Linked DNA regions of Mus musculus: all the other regions are linked to region 1. Evidence: chromatin loops called from intact Hi-C (ENCODE). Cell type or tissue: left cerebral cortex. All regions are shown on one strand. Links, peaks and the distances in the headings refer to the core of each region. The heading gives the core; the rest is flanking DNA.

Evidence for each region. Peaks named below come from ENCODE experiments on the same cell type or tissue, not always from the same donor. Only the 100,000 strongest peaks of a DNase experiment are listed, where the experiment ranks them.
Region 2: it touches region 1 in a loop (2.8-fold over the local background); 2 of 42 quality-filtered maps call a loop at or near these places.
Region 3: it touches region 1 in a loop (2.2-fold over the local background); 2 of 42 quality-filtered maps call a loop at or near these places.

What each region holds. Positions count from the first base shown.
Region 1 is chr10:53,748,683-53,752,827 of GRCm38, reverse strand. Fam184a (family with sequence similarity 184, member A) reads left to right here and starts at 1,919. Exons shown (of 18, transcript NM_001081428.1): 1 at 1,919-2,115. The coding sequence starts at 1,948. In left cerebral cortex, for the core only: no CTCF peak of the experiment used is centred there; DNase peaks (open chromatin) are centred at 1,521 and 2,208; H3K4me3 peaks cover 2,043 bases; H3K27ac peaks cover 1,356 bases.
Region 2 is chr10:53,627,391-53,631,535 of GRCm38, reverse strand. It overlaps Mcm9 (minichromosome maintenance 9 homologous recombination repair factor), which reads left to right and starts at 1,579. Exons shown (of 13, transcript NM_027830.3): 1 at 1,579-1,812. In left cerebral cortex, for the core only: a CTCF peak has its summit at 2,162; DNase peaks (open chromatin) are centred at 1,393 and 2,066; H3K4me3 peaks cover 1,644 bases; H3K27ac peaks cover 514 bases.
Region 3 is chr10:53,639,564-53,643,708 of GRCm38, reverse strand. Fam184a (family with sequence similarity 184, member A) reads left to right here. Exons shown (of 18, transcript NM_001081428.1): 15 at 2,647-2,764. Among named protein-coding and RNA genes, the nearest start is that of Mcm9, 12 kb to the right of the region's middle. In left cerebral cortex, for the core only: a CTCF peak has its summit at 2,026 (motif pointing left); a DNase peak (open chromatin) is centred at 2,006.

The sequences.
Region 1 (4,145 bases), core at 1,001-3,500:
CAGTTTATACAGTTTCTAATTCTCTTTATCTTATTTAATTAGTGCTTAAGGGAGCAGAAAATGCACACACATTCCTCATTGCCTCCCCCATGCAGAATGCTAGAACTGAATTCTATTTCTGGAAGGTCTACTACTGAAGTACTGAGTGCCTTGTATGGGGCAGAAGACGTTATCTTGTTTGATCTTTCCTTCTGGAATTTTAACAGATCTGGAAATGTTTTAGAATCCTAGTCAATCTGCATCTTGTTTAGTTTTTGCCACATTCAGATACTTTGTTAGTTCATTCCCCCCCCCTGCCCCCATTCAATTTGCTAGCACATTCAATTTCATGTGATGGCTCCTTGCATGTTAAAGAGGAAACACATGAAGTGGAGGAGCTCAGTTGTGCAAAACCGTATGGAGAATGTATTTTTTGAAATATAAGTATAATCCTACAGAGTTTGTATTACCATCACCTAAAAGGACCCCACCTCAACACAGGATACAAGTTTTTATTTGTTGTTTTTAAGTCGTTTTACCTAGAAAGGCAGAGGTGCTAAGAAAAAGATCAGTATAAAGTAATATATTTAGCAAGGTGGAAAAAGTACGCATAATGCCAAATCTTGATACAGCCCCAATATTTAAGGGCAGATATCTTGTTTCCCTGTTGGGTTCTTCCCTCTATATCCCAGTCCTATTCTAATATCTAGCCAATTACATTTTCATATTTAATTATTCCAGGCTTCATCCCACCGAGAATTGGGTGCAGCTGATTGTAGAGGTATGGTCCTCCAAACATAGGCCCTTGGCATCGCTTCATTCTAGCCTGGCACACATTAGGTCAGTATGACCCTGAAATGCTTGAGTTTGGATGAGTTTGGGAAGACCAATCACGTGTAGGATTACGGATCGGATCTCCCTCTATTTCACCACCACTTCTCTAGTGTAGAGATGCTTGGCCTTAAGATCCTATGTCGGCTGTGGCTGGGCCTGCACACAAAAAGTACATGCAGAGAGGCTCTGTCGAGCTTCCCGCTGCTTGTTGCTAAACGAAGGTCACCATCAATTTTTTATCTTCTTTGGACGATTCTTTTAAAAACTAGATTGCACACTCAGGCACAGGGTAATAGCCAAAGGGTGCAGACTGTGGGAAATGGGTGTGTTAAGGAGCTGGCAGCTGTGGGTCTGCGCGGTGAAAAGTGAGACAGTGCTGCTGGATGCAGTGGGAACTCTCAGGCTGCAAGGTTGTAAGGCCTTGTGCGACTGTGAGAGGCCTCCGTGAGGCAGGGCGCCTAGTGTGGGGCTCAATCGCTGTGTAGCTATGGGAGTGTGGAGGACAAGTGCTGGCGGCTGGAGGGCCGAGGGGTTCAGGGCTGCAGATTGCGGGGTCGCAGATTTGCCGGTTGCAGGGACGCGGAGCTATGGGCTGGAGGGTTGAGGATGAGAGTTTGGCTGCGGGTTGAGGAGCTGCAGGTTGGAGGTTGCGGGTTGGAAGGATGCGGGGCGGAGCTTGGCTGCGGGCTGAGAAGCTGCAAACTGGAGGACTGCGGGGCGGGGAGCTGCGGGGCGGAGCTTGGCTGCGGGGAAATGACGTGGCCACCCTCGCGCGCTCGCTGAGCCCCCGAGCCGCGCGTCCTGGTAACGGCGCTCGGCGGCTCCCGCGTCCCCGGACCCGCCTCCCGCCGCTGCAGCCCGCCCCGTCTCCGCCTCCCTCCGCAGCCCCGGCGGCCGCGGAGTCTCGGGGCCCGGTGGCCGCTTCTTGCGGGACGCTAGCCGCGACGTCGCCAAGCCGAGGCAGGGGGACGCGGCTGTTGCGGGCGGGCAGGGGGCTGCTGGCTGCGGGACTGGAGGGCACGGGCCGGCGGGTCGGCAAGCGGTCGCCCGGGCTGTCGCCTGTCCCGTGTCGTCGCCGCGCCGGCCTCGCCCCGCGCGCAGGGACAGGTGCCCCGGCTGGGGTCTGCCGGGAAGATGGCGACCCCGGGCATGAGCTGGCAACATCACTATTACGGTAGCTCCACGTCCGGGCCGGCCAAATTCGCGACCTCCCCAGCTGCCGCTCAGCTGGCAGGGCACAACATGGACTACAGCCAGGACATGCACCTGAAAATGAGCAAGAAGATCGCCCAGCTCACCAAGGTATGGGGTGCTGGGGCTCGGGGTTCAGGAGGGGGCTCCTAAGAGAAGCAACAGCCAGAGTTGCCTCCTGGTCCCTCCAAACTTGGGTGGAACGCTAGCCACCTAACTTGAGCTACACCGCACACCGCACACTGCACCGCGGGATTTCCAGGGCTTGCACTCCATAACCAACCGACTAGGGGTAAACCTGCACAGAGCACATGAGGGCTTACTTTCTGGGTTCCACAGGAGTAATGGACTTTTCCTGTTGCTCAGGTGCCTCTGCCAAGGGCTGCACGAAGCACCGCGCTACAGTACTCGGTGAAGTACTGTACCGGTTTACCTAATATGACCCGGGATCCTCGGAGTTAATCGGTGTCAGGCTACTGGTTACACAGTTAATGAGAGGATAAACTTCCCGAGGTTATTCCGAGGACTGTAGGAGGGTAAAACATACCTTGCGTGCCATTTTAAGGGATTTAATGAGTCATTCCTTACTTACCCTCACAAGATGTCAAATAAGGTTTATTAGATGAATCACACCGCGTTTGCATTTAGTAAATGCCCCATCTTATCAGAAGACCTGCACATCACCTGCACAGTTTTCCAAGCATAGTTCAGGGTGGTGTATGCCCGTTAATGAGTCCTTTTTCGAATTTAGTAAAATACTGAATACTGATCATAAGGGTTGGTTCTGTGTAGCTCTTACCCAGCAGGCTCACCCTGTGTGGGACTGATCTAGGGTTTCTGGAAGTCACACATGGGGACCAGGTTCCCTAGGACTGTTGCAGTGTTGAAGAGGAAGGTGGGCTTGAGGGTCACTGCTCGATAATCTCTTGAGATCTGGCTCAACTCCATCATACAGTTTCCCTGGAGTTTAAAGAGAGGAGGGGGGCACACTTGTGAAAAGGGAGTGAAGAGACGGGGGAGGAGGATGTGATCGATCGAGGATTCAAAGATAACGGGAATGAGTGAAGGGATGCATAGAGACACATGATGAAAACAACAAAAACCACGTGATCAAGACTCACCCCATGCTGAGCAACACGACAATTTGTGGAGTTAGTTTTCTTCCTTTTTGGATTGTCTGTCTTTGTTCTAAGCACCATCCTAAGAGATGCTGCACGTTCAGTTGGTACCGTTTGCTTTTGTGAAGGGTCCTGAAACCCAGAATGGAAGGGATGTAAACTGTGGTAGCCACATGTTATCAGAGCATTTACATGGATGAGGCTGAAAGTCCAGACTCCCAGGTGGTGTTTCATCTTCAGAATGCAGGTAGCCACAGCGAGGCTCATGGGTTGTTATTTCTTCTGGGTTTTTCTTGCACCATGTCCACATCTGTGTTCTTATTTTAGATTGTAACTCCCTGAGACTCCTGTGACTAACACTCCGTAGGTTAGACATGGGCCTCTGTATTTAATAAAAGCTGGTTTTCTTCAGTAAACTTTACCCCTTTCTATTCACACATTCAATTTCCTGTCCTTTTTTTTTTTCCCCCTTCAGTAAAAGCAATTCAGCCCGGCTGGCTCAGGTGGGATATTAAGAGGATGATAGTATCTTTCTCTCAAATATAATGAGCCAGGTGCTGCTGGCTCAGGGCTTCTGTTACTGCTGAGGGTTGCCCACACTCTGATTTCCTGTTTGTAGTTACTGTATCTAACCCCCCTGTTGGCTTGGAAGGGCTGCAGACATTTAATTCCTGGTAGTAGACTTTTGGTGTAACACAGTTGACATTTTAGATTGGTTAGTTTCCTATTAGAGGGCTGTCCTGTGTGGCACAGAGCTACTTAATAGCATCCTTGCCAACTGTGGGTGCAAGTTGCACATGCCTCTGCCCTGCACTTAGAAGTGACAATGGACAACTCTACAGACATCACCAAGTGTTCCCTGGGAGGGATAGTTAGGAGTCATGTTGGTGAGGGATGATTGCCGTGAGTTTTACTGAAATGCCTAAGGCTTACCCCGCCCCTACCACTGGCCTTTATATTTCGTAAGATACAACCTGGCAATGAAGCAGTCTAATAACAGATCCATTTCAGTCTGTCTCACAA
Region 2 (4,145 bases), core at 686-3,185, 120 kb after region 1:
CTTAAGAGTGCTCTATTAGCCATTTATGGTGGTTCACACCCATAATCTTAAGAAGCAGAAGGACCGCAGACTGGAGGCTATTGTGAGCTACCTAACAAGACTGTGTCTCAAAAAAAATTTAATACTTCTACTCATTGTAGAGTCAAAAACGCAACCCTTACCTCAAAAGGAGAGAACAGTTTATCCTGGAACAAACTATGAGTGGCTATGGTCCAGTTTCTCCCCTTCCGTGGTCCAATGTACTAATAGTGCTCCAATGTGTGAAGTTTTTATAGGGACATAAAATCATTAAGATTGAACCAATGTATCATACAGGTGTACTGCTTAATTTCAAATGTCAACTTGCCTTAACCAAGAATTACCTCAGAAAAGAGATTTTTTTTTTTTTTGCTTGTTTGTTTTGTTTTGTTGAAATGTATCTGGCTGTCCTGGAACTCACTTTGTAGATCAGGCTGGCCTTAAACTCACTGAGATCAACCTGCCAGAATTAAAGGCCTTTGCCACCATGCCTAGCTGAGAAGGGAGTCTGAATTAAGGAACTGCCTGTATCAGATTGACCAGTAGGAATGTCTTTGAGACATTGTATCCTTAACTGATGTAAAAAGAGGGCCTGGCCCTAGGAAGTAACACCCTTAGGCTCTAATGTAGAAAGTCTTCAGGAACAATTTGAAGTTCAGAAAAACACTTATTAGTTGAGCTAGGGACATTTTGAGATCAGGGAACATGAACGGTGGCAGCACGTGCTGACATGACTCTCTTGCTGAAGCTGAGTTGGGGTCAAGATAATGAATTTCTTTTTTGTTTTTGTTTTTTCGAGACAGGGTTTCTCTGTGTAGCCCTGGCTGTCCTGGAACTCACTCTGTAGACCAGGCTGGCCTCGAACTCAGAAATCTGCCTGCCTCTGCCTCCCAAGTGCTGGGATTAAAGGCGTGCACCACCACGCCCGGCCAGATAATGAATTTTTTATATCCAATTTTGCCCTCAGCTGCCTGATTTGATTTAATAAAAATTGCTGATAGGTAGATGTGCAGTCAGAGGATTTAAAGTAGAAGTGACTTCACAAAACCGTAACACCACTTATAAAATTTAGCTCGAAATGGATCAGAGAACTACACGAAATGGAAAATATTGTGACGTGGAAGTAGGCAGATTCCTTAAATACATCGCCAACCCAAAAAAAAAAAAAAAACAAAAACAAAAAAAAAACAACAAAATCACTTGTGTTCTAAGATATCTGAAGGTGCAAACCAAAGTCGAGTCCCAGATCGCCCACATCCCGCCCTAATACGTCACCAGGGTTCCCCTTCTCTCCGCCCTAGTCTCCACCCCGCGTTCGCCCATCACCAATCCGCGGAATTCCTGCCAGCCTGAATTATCCACTTCACCCTAAACCCGCCCTCGAAGCCGGTGTCCCGCTCAAACCCCGCCCCATGCCTCCGAGACCCGCCCCTCAGACGTCTTGTCCGGCCCAAACCCCGCCTCCAGCTCCCCGAGTCCCGCCTCTCTCCCTGCTCCCGCCTCCCGCTCGCAGACTCCAGCGTCCGTCCTGGCGCGCGCCCGCCTGCGTCCGCACCCGGAAGAAGCCCCAGCGGCCGGAAAGTTGAGGCAGTGCGCGGCTCGGGGTCCGCGGGAAGCTCAAGTCCTTCAGAGGCCGAGCGAGAGCAGCGCGAAGAAGCCTGCGCGCCCCCGCGCAAGGCGGCCCCCTCGAGCGGCCGCGCGCACGCCCCGCCCCCTCCAACGCCGCGCGGGTCGGGCTGGGGCGACCACGGCCGCAGCGCGGTCCCGGCGACCAAGACAGTGCGTGTTGAGCCCGTAAGTGACCACCGCAGCGTGAGGTCCCGGGGGATCGTTTCCCTCCCGTGGTTAGCGTCAGGTCTCGTCCGCATCCTTTAATTTCTAAACTCCCCGCAGGGCTGGGAGGCCACAGCCAACCACCTGTGGATTAGAAGCGAATTTCCAAATGCTTTCCAAAGCATCCCTCCGCTAGGCTCTCGCTCGCCAGGCGGCCTGGAGGCGCGCAATGAGCGCGCACCCGCGAATGGCGCGCAACGCGGGATTGAGACGCGCGGGGCGTGGCCACAGCTCCCGAGGGGCGGGGCTACGCGAGCCTAGGTGAGGGACAAGGCTCTATCCCCAAACTGCTCTTTTTGGCGCCACCTTGCAGTGGATAGTATGAAATAAAGCAAAGCCATTTTATTTGTTTGGATGCCAGAGGCAAGAGGAGAGAGAATTTGATAGTTGTACAACCATCGTCCCCCCTCCCCTAGACAGTAAATGGCTTAAGTTTGTAACGGGATGCCTGAGTTTATAGGTTGATAAACTTGTCTAATTGCACGGATGTTGGAAAAAAAAAAAAAGAAGAAGAAAGCTGTGTTTAAAAAATATCGGTCTGTTTAACACTGTAATTTACCGGTTTAACTAGGCAAACATTTAACCTGCCCCTGTTAGGAACTTAAAATTCTTTGCCCGCCCTCTTTCTGCGCTGTTGGAGTTGGGTATGTTGTTAATTGTTGTTTCGGATTTCTGCTCTACATTCACTTTGTATTTGTAAAATCGTAAAGATATTCCTTTGGTCACTCTTGAGGGTAGTGCTGTGATTTTTTTTTCCCAGCTAAGATCCACATCATGAAATACTATGATCCCTTTCCCAAATAATCTCTTTTTTTACTCTTGGCTGATTGATTATGCTATTACCTAACCAAAACCAAGTCGCTTAGTATTTTAGTGTTGGCTTACTTTGACTGATTCTCTGAAAAATACTCTCTTAATCTCATACCAGCCTCCTGTACTTGTCAGTGTTCTTGGCTTAAGTGTGATGCAACTTTATACTTTATACCTCCCAGCTGAGCAGGTGTTCAGAGAGGGCAGAATCAGTAGCCAGTGTGATCCACCTCAGGGATGCCAAACTGAACTTTAACTGAACTATATCTAGTCTTCTTTAGTCATAGTATTTATAGAGGATGATATATGTTACATAAATAAAATAAGTCCAATATAAACCACACCTTTGCTAAGGTGCTTAGAGCTAGTATGGAATCTCCAGGGCAGTTCATGGTTTCTTCTCTGGTACTTGTCAGCTCATTTAAATTGAAAATCAATCAATCAATCTCTGTGTGTGTGTGTGTGTGTGTGTGTGTGTGCGCGCGCGCACACGTGTGTGTGTGTGTGTGTGTGCGCGCGCACGTGCACACGTGCACCTGAATGTTCTGTGCAGCACATGTGTTGCCATCAGAGTCCAGGGGCATCAGATCCCCTGGAACTAGAGTTACGTGCAACTGTGAGCCCTTCCTATCATGGTGATGGGATCCAAATCCAGGTCCCCTAGAAGAGCAGCACGTGCTCTCAGCCTGTGCTGTCTGTCCAGAACCACCTTCTCACTCTTACTCACGTTACCTTCTTAGTCCTTCTGGAATGGTTTGCTTTAGATCGTCACTTGGGTCTCCGAGGGCCTGGTACCTTTTACTGTGCTTTTTCTTTCATTTGTGAGGATACTGGCTTGTGCATGGTAGACATTAGGAAGTGCATATAGAATCAGGTGTAGGATTTGTGATATGACAGTACATATGAACATGAGATAGGCTCCCTATGTTTGTAAATACACATTTGAGAAAGAAAGACTTGCTCAGAGAGTCAAATAGGTGAAGTAGAGTATATATAATATTTCTTTGCAGTCTTATTGTCCGAAACGTAATGCTCCCATCTTTTTTTGCCTAGCTTTTCTCCACCTGTAACAACTGCTCTTGTTGAAGCCCGTCATTCCCCTATGCTAACAAGAGAAAGCAGGAAACAAACTTACTACAGTGTATAATCCTAAATCAAGTCACTAGTCATGTTAGAACTATCAATCTGATTAACGGTATGCTTTGTTTATGAAGCTGTGTGTGTGTGTGTGTGTGTGTGTGTGTGTGTGTGTGTGTGTGTGTGATGATACATGACTGTAATCCCAGCACTTGGAAAACAGAGGCAGGAGAATTACTGCAAACTCAAATCCAGCCTGGGCTACATAATAAGTTCTAAGTTAGCCTGCCCAGCAGAGATGGCCTCAAAAAAATCCACTAAAGGCAGGGATGAGGGAGGGGAGGCCCAGAACTTCCTCCAGATTGCATATTAATTATAATATGTTAATAAAGGGCTAGCAAGGAGAA
Region 3 (4,145 bases), core at 686-3,185, 110 kb after region 1:
AATCAAAGTCTGCTTGGAAATTATCGAAGTCCTACAGTAAAATGCTTCAGCCCTCTATTTTCTTTATAAATAACAACGTATAAAATGTAATTTCTGTGCTACGTGAGTCCTAGTGATGATGTTGTTCAGGTCTGCAGTGTCTAGTCATTGATTTTCTTGTCAGATTGGTTCTATAATGCAGCATGAAGTAGACGATAATGTGGGAAATGTTATCATCTCTATAGACGTTATACAGAGATAATGTTTCTCTGTATAGTTTAATATAGGGCTGCATTGTTTATGAGCTCTGGGAAATTTACCTATACACACTTCGCACTGCACCCCACCCTACCCATCTCTCTTCCTCCCTCCCTACTTCTCCCTCTCTCTCTCTCTCTCTCTCTCTCTCTCTCTCTCTCTCTCTCTCTCTCACACACACACACACACACACACACACACACATGGGGGGGGGTAGGGGGTGCCTCATATGCTTGGTGAGAGTCCAGCAGTAACCCTGATTGGCACTTCCATGTGTTCTGCTTCTCCTTTCTATTCAGCCTTTATATTACTTTTAATGATAATCTGAAAACTCAATGAAAATAAAACTGGATTCCTGCTACCATATTAATAATGCTCACAGACATGACTATTATGAATTAGTTTCAAGAGCATATTTCATAAAGGTCATTTAAGAAATATAGAACCAGCTGGGCGTGGTGGCCCACGCCTTTAATCCCAGCACTTGGGAGGCAGAGGCAGGCAGATTTCTAAATTCGAGGCCAGCCTGGTCTACAAAGTGAGTTCCAGGACAGCCAGGGCTATACAGAGAAACCCTGTCTCAAAAAACCAAAAAAAAAAAAAAAAAAAAAAAAGAAAGAAAGAAAGAAAGAAAGGAAGGAAGGAAGGAAGGAAGGAAGGAAGGAAGGAAGGATGGACGGACGGACAGAGACAGACGAACGAACCAGCCTGGGGGTAATGACATACACCTTTAATCCCAGCACTTAGGAGGCAGAGATAGGACTCCTGAACCCTGTTAGTTCAAGGCCAGTTAGGTCTATAGAGCTAGTTCTAGGACAGCCAAGGCTACACAAATAAACCTTCTTGAAAATGCAAAACACACACACCAAAACAAAAGAAAGAAATACAGAACCAAACAGAAAAGGGTCAGAGGTTAGCAAATCCAAGATATAAAGTGTCAAAGAGAGAAAGACAAGAAAGAAAAACAGGACATATATAATCTTAGAACTCCTCGCCCCCAATCTCTCAGTCAGTCTTTGCACCCAGCCTCTTAGAAGCACTGTTGGTCTAATGAGCTGCCCAGATAGCTGGAAAAGCATTGACTCATGTTGTCCTGAAGTGGACGTGGGAATGATACTAAGTTCCTTCCTAGCAGAAGGGTGGATGAGATGCTTGTATATTTCTAAGGTCTACCTAGTTCATAACAGTCTCTTGTTCTCTCCTTTAATGCTTTCCTATTTGTACTTATAGACTGCTTCTTGTCAATACTGTGTCTTCATTATTATCTAGTTTTTATTAAAATTGTTGCTGATGTAAAGGTATGTTGTTGGGAGAATTAGCTTATAATAATGGAGGTTATTTCATTTCAAACATTTCAACTAAGCTAGGTGTGGTAGAGTACTAACCCCAGGACTTGGAAGGCAGAGGCAGTAGATCTCTGTGAGTTAGAGACCAGCCTGGTCTACATAGTTTTTGCCAGGCAAGCCAGAGCTACATAATGAGACCCTGTCTAAAACAAAACAAAATAATAGTAAAAAGAATGTTTCAACTAAGTTGAAACATACACTTGAGCAGGGGAGATCTTTCCTGTACAACAAAATGAGATTCCAAAACTGTAGATGATTATTTTAGATTCACTTTACTTTGTTTGATTAACTTGCTCATTGTTCTGCAATGAAAACAGACAAGGCTTTACTCCTTCTAGGATGGGTTTGGCTACAGTCTCTATCAACTGTTCTTACAACCATAGGAAGTAGCTCTGCATCCAAGATGCTTCTAACCCCAGAGGCAGCACTCTAGTGACATCTTGTGACTGCTTCACCACATAGCCCTAACACCTTTTTTTGTTGTTCTCACATAGATAGTATAATCTTTCCAGTGTGTGTAAATACTTACATTGCACTGTATGTAAATACCACTGAATGAGTTGGCCTACAAGAAAATGTGATTATTTTTCTTCCCTGATGAGCCTTGAACAATTTGTTCTTATTGGTTGATAATGGAGAGTTTTAAAACTGCATTCCCCACAAACTGAGACAAGAAGGTGACATTCATGTGTCTTTTGTTCTCCCTCCATTGGTATCTTTTCTTGTTCCTTATATATGTCATGTACGTCACCACACAGCATTGTGTTGATGGTAACTACTCACAATAATACCCAAACTGCATTTGTAAACTTTGTGTCGTCTGGCTTCTCAGCTCCTTCAAAGCACACCTCACATCATTCACACATGACTTAAAGCGGCAAAATCCTCCCAAACATAACCAACCCATGGAGCACTTAATGGCTCTTAGGGCAATCACATTGTCATGCTTGCAAGGCTTACCGTAAATCTGCGTGTGTTTAACTAATTGAAAGACTTAGTTATTTATTACAACAGGATGTTGTCTTGAGTTGTATTGGTGAGATAAAGGTGTTCTTGTTTATAGACTAGAAGATATGGAAGAGAAGTATCTAATGAGAGAATCAAGGCCAGAAGATATACAGATGATTGCAGAATTAAAATCCCTGATAACAGAACGAGACCAGGTCATAAAGAAACTCATTGTAAGATATTTCGTTTTTAGTACAACCGTATTAGTAATCAATAGACAATGGGGGAGTGTTTTTGAATAATGCTAATTGAAAATGGAAAATAAAATCTGTGTATTGTGGGCACGTTTATTAAGCTTTAATTTCACATTTAAATTTGGCATCAGAATAAGGGAATTTTACCCTTTTCTTCAGTGTTTCTCTTGAAATAAATACTTTTAACACATACTAAAATGTTAATAATATATCTTTACCACTTAATAGTTAACATCCTATTGGTATACACAGGGATGTGTATTGTACATACAGTATTAGAACAAAGAAAAATCTGTTATCATGGCCGTGCAGTAGACTGCACTGTCAACTTACAGTTACTTCCCCCCTTTTTTTATTGTTGTTGGTGGTGGTGGGTTGTTTTGTTTTGTTTGTTTTTTTTGACATAGTTATGCTATGGAGCCCTTAAAACTTACAGCCACCCTGCTGCCTCAGCCTCTGAAGGGCTGGGATTACAGGCAGTTATCACCATGCTTGGCTCAAATGAACCGTGTTCATTTCCTAAAGTGTGTTCCACCAAACACCAACCCAGAGAGATATTGAGCCATGCAAGTACTCAGGAGGCTGGAGTGGGAAGCTCTTGACTTTGAGGCCACCCTAAGCACCATATTAAATTCAAAGGTGTCTTGGGATACACAGCAAGAACCCATCTCAAGAGCAGGAGCAAACAAACAGAAAGGAAACTTTTGTGGTCCAGCCTAAGAAGAGATGTGTACTATCAAGGGAGTCAGTGGAGCTCAGCAGCAAGGGCACTCAGAAATCCACTGGCAAAGAATTATATGTCTCTAACAGTAAATATTCTGTCTTCATTAGAACCATGATTACCTGAGAATAAAAAAATTATACAGATGTTTGAAATTTTATAAAATGTTTCAGAATTTTCTAAAATGCTTTAATATCCTGGTCAGTAACTAAAATGCTGCTCTTCGTTGTGACTAGTAAATGCAAGTCTTTGGATGTTAGCACGTAGCAGCACAAGACCAATATTCCGACATCCTTTAAACTTTATGATTTAGAAAATTCCATCTGTTTTTAAGACTGTGAAGTTCTTTTTGAGACTTATGAAGTTCCTTTTGAAACGTCCAGGGTAGATTAGGGCTCTTAGAGGGAGCCCAAGAATAGGCTGTGCCATTTCCTGTGGCTTGCACTATGCTAAGCACCCAGTTTTCCAAGGCTGGTACCTATGAGCATAACTCTTCCAACAGCAGCAGACATGGAAGACGGCTGTTTCATTTATAAAGTGAGCAAGTATAACAAGTGTATTCATCTATAGCTTACAAGAGCTATTTATTCTTCCAGTTACTACTTGGAATGTTACAGATACAATTGCATTTATCCTCAT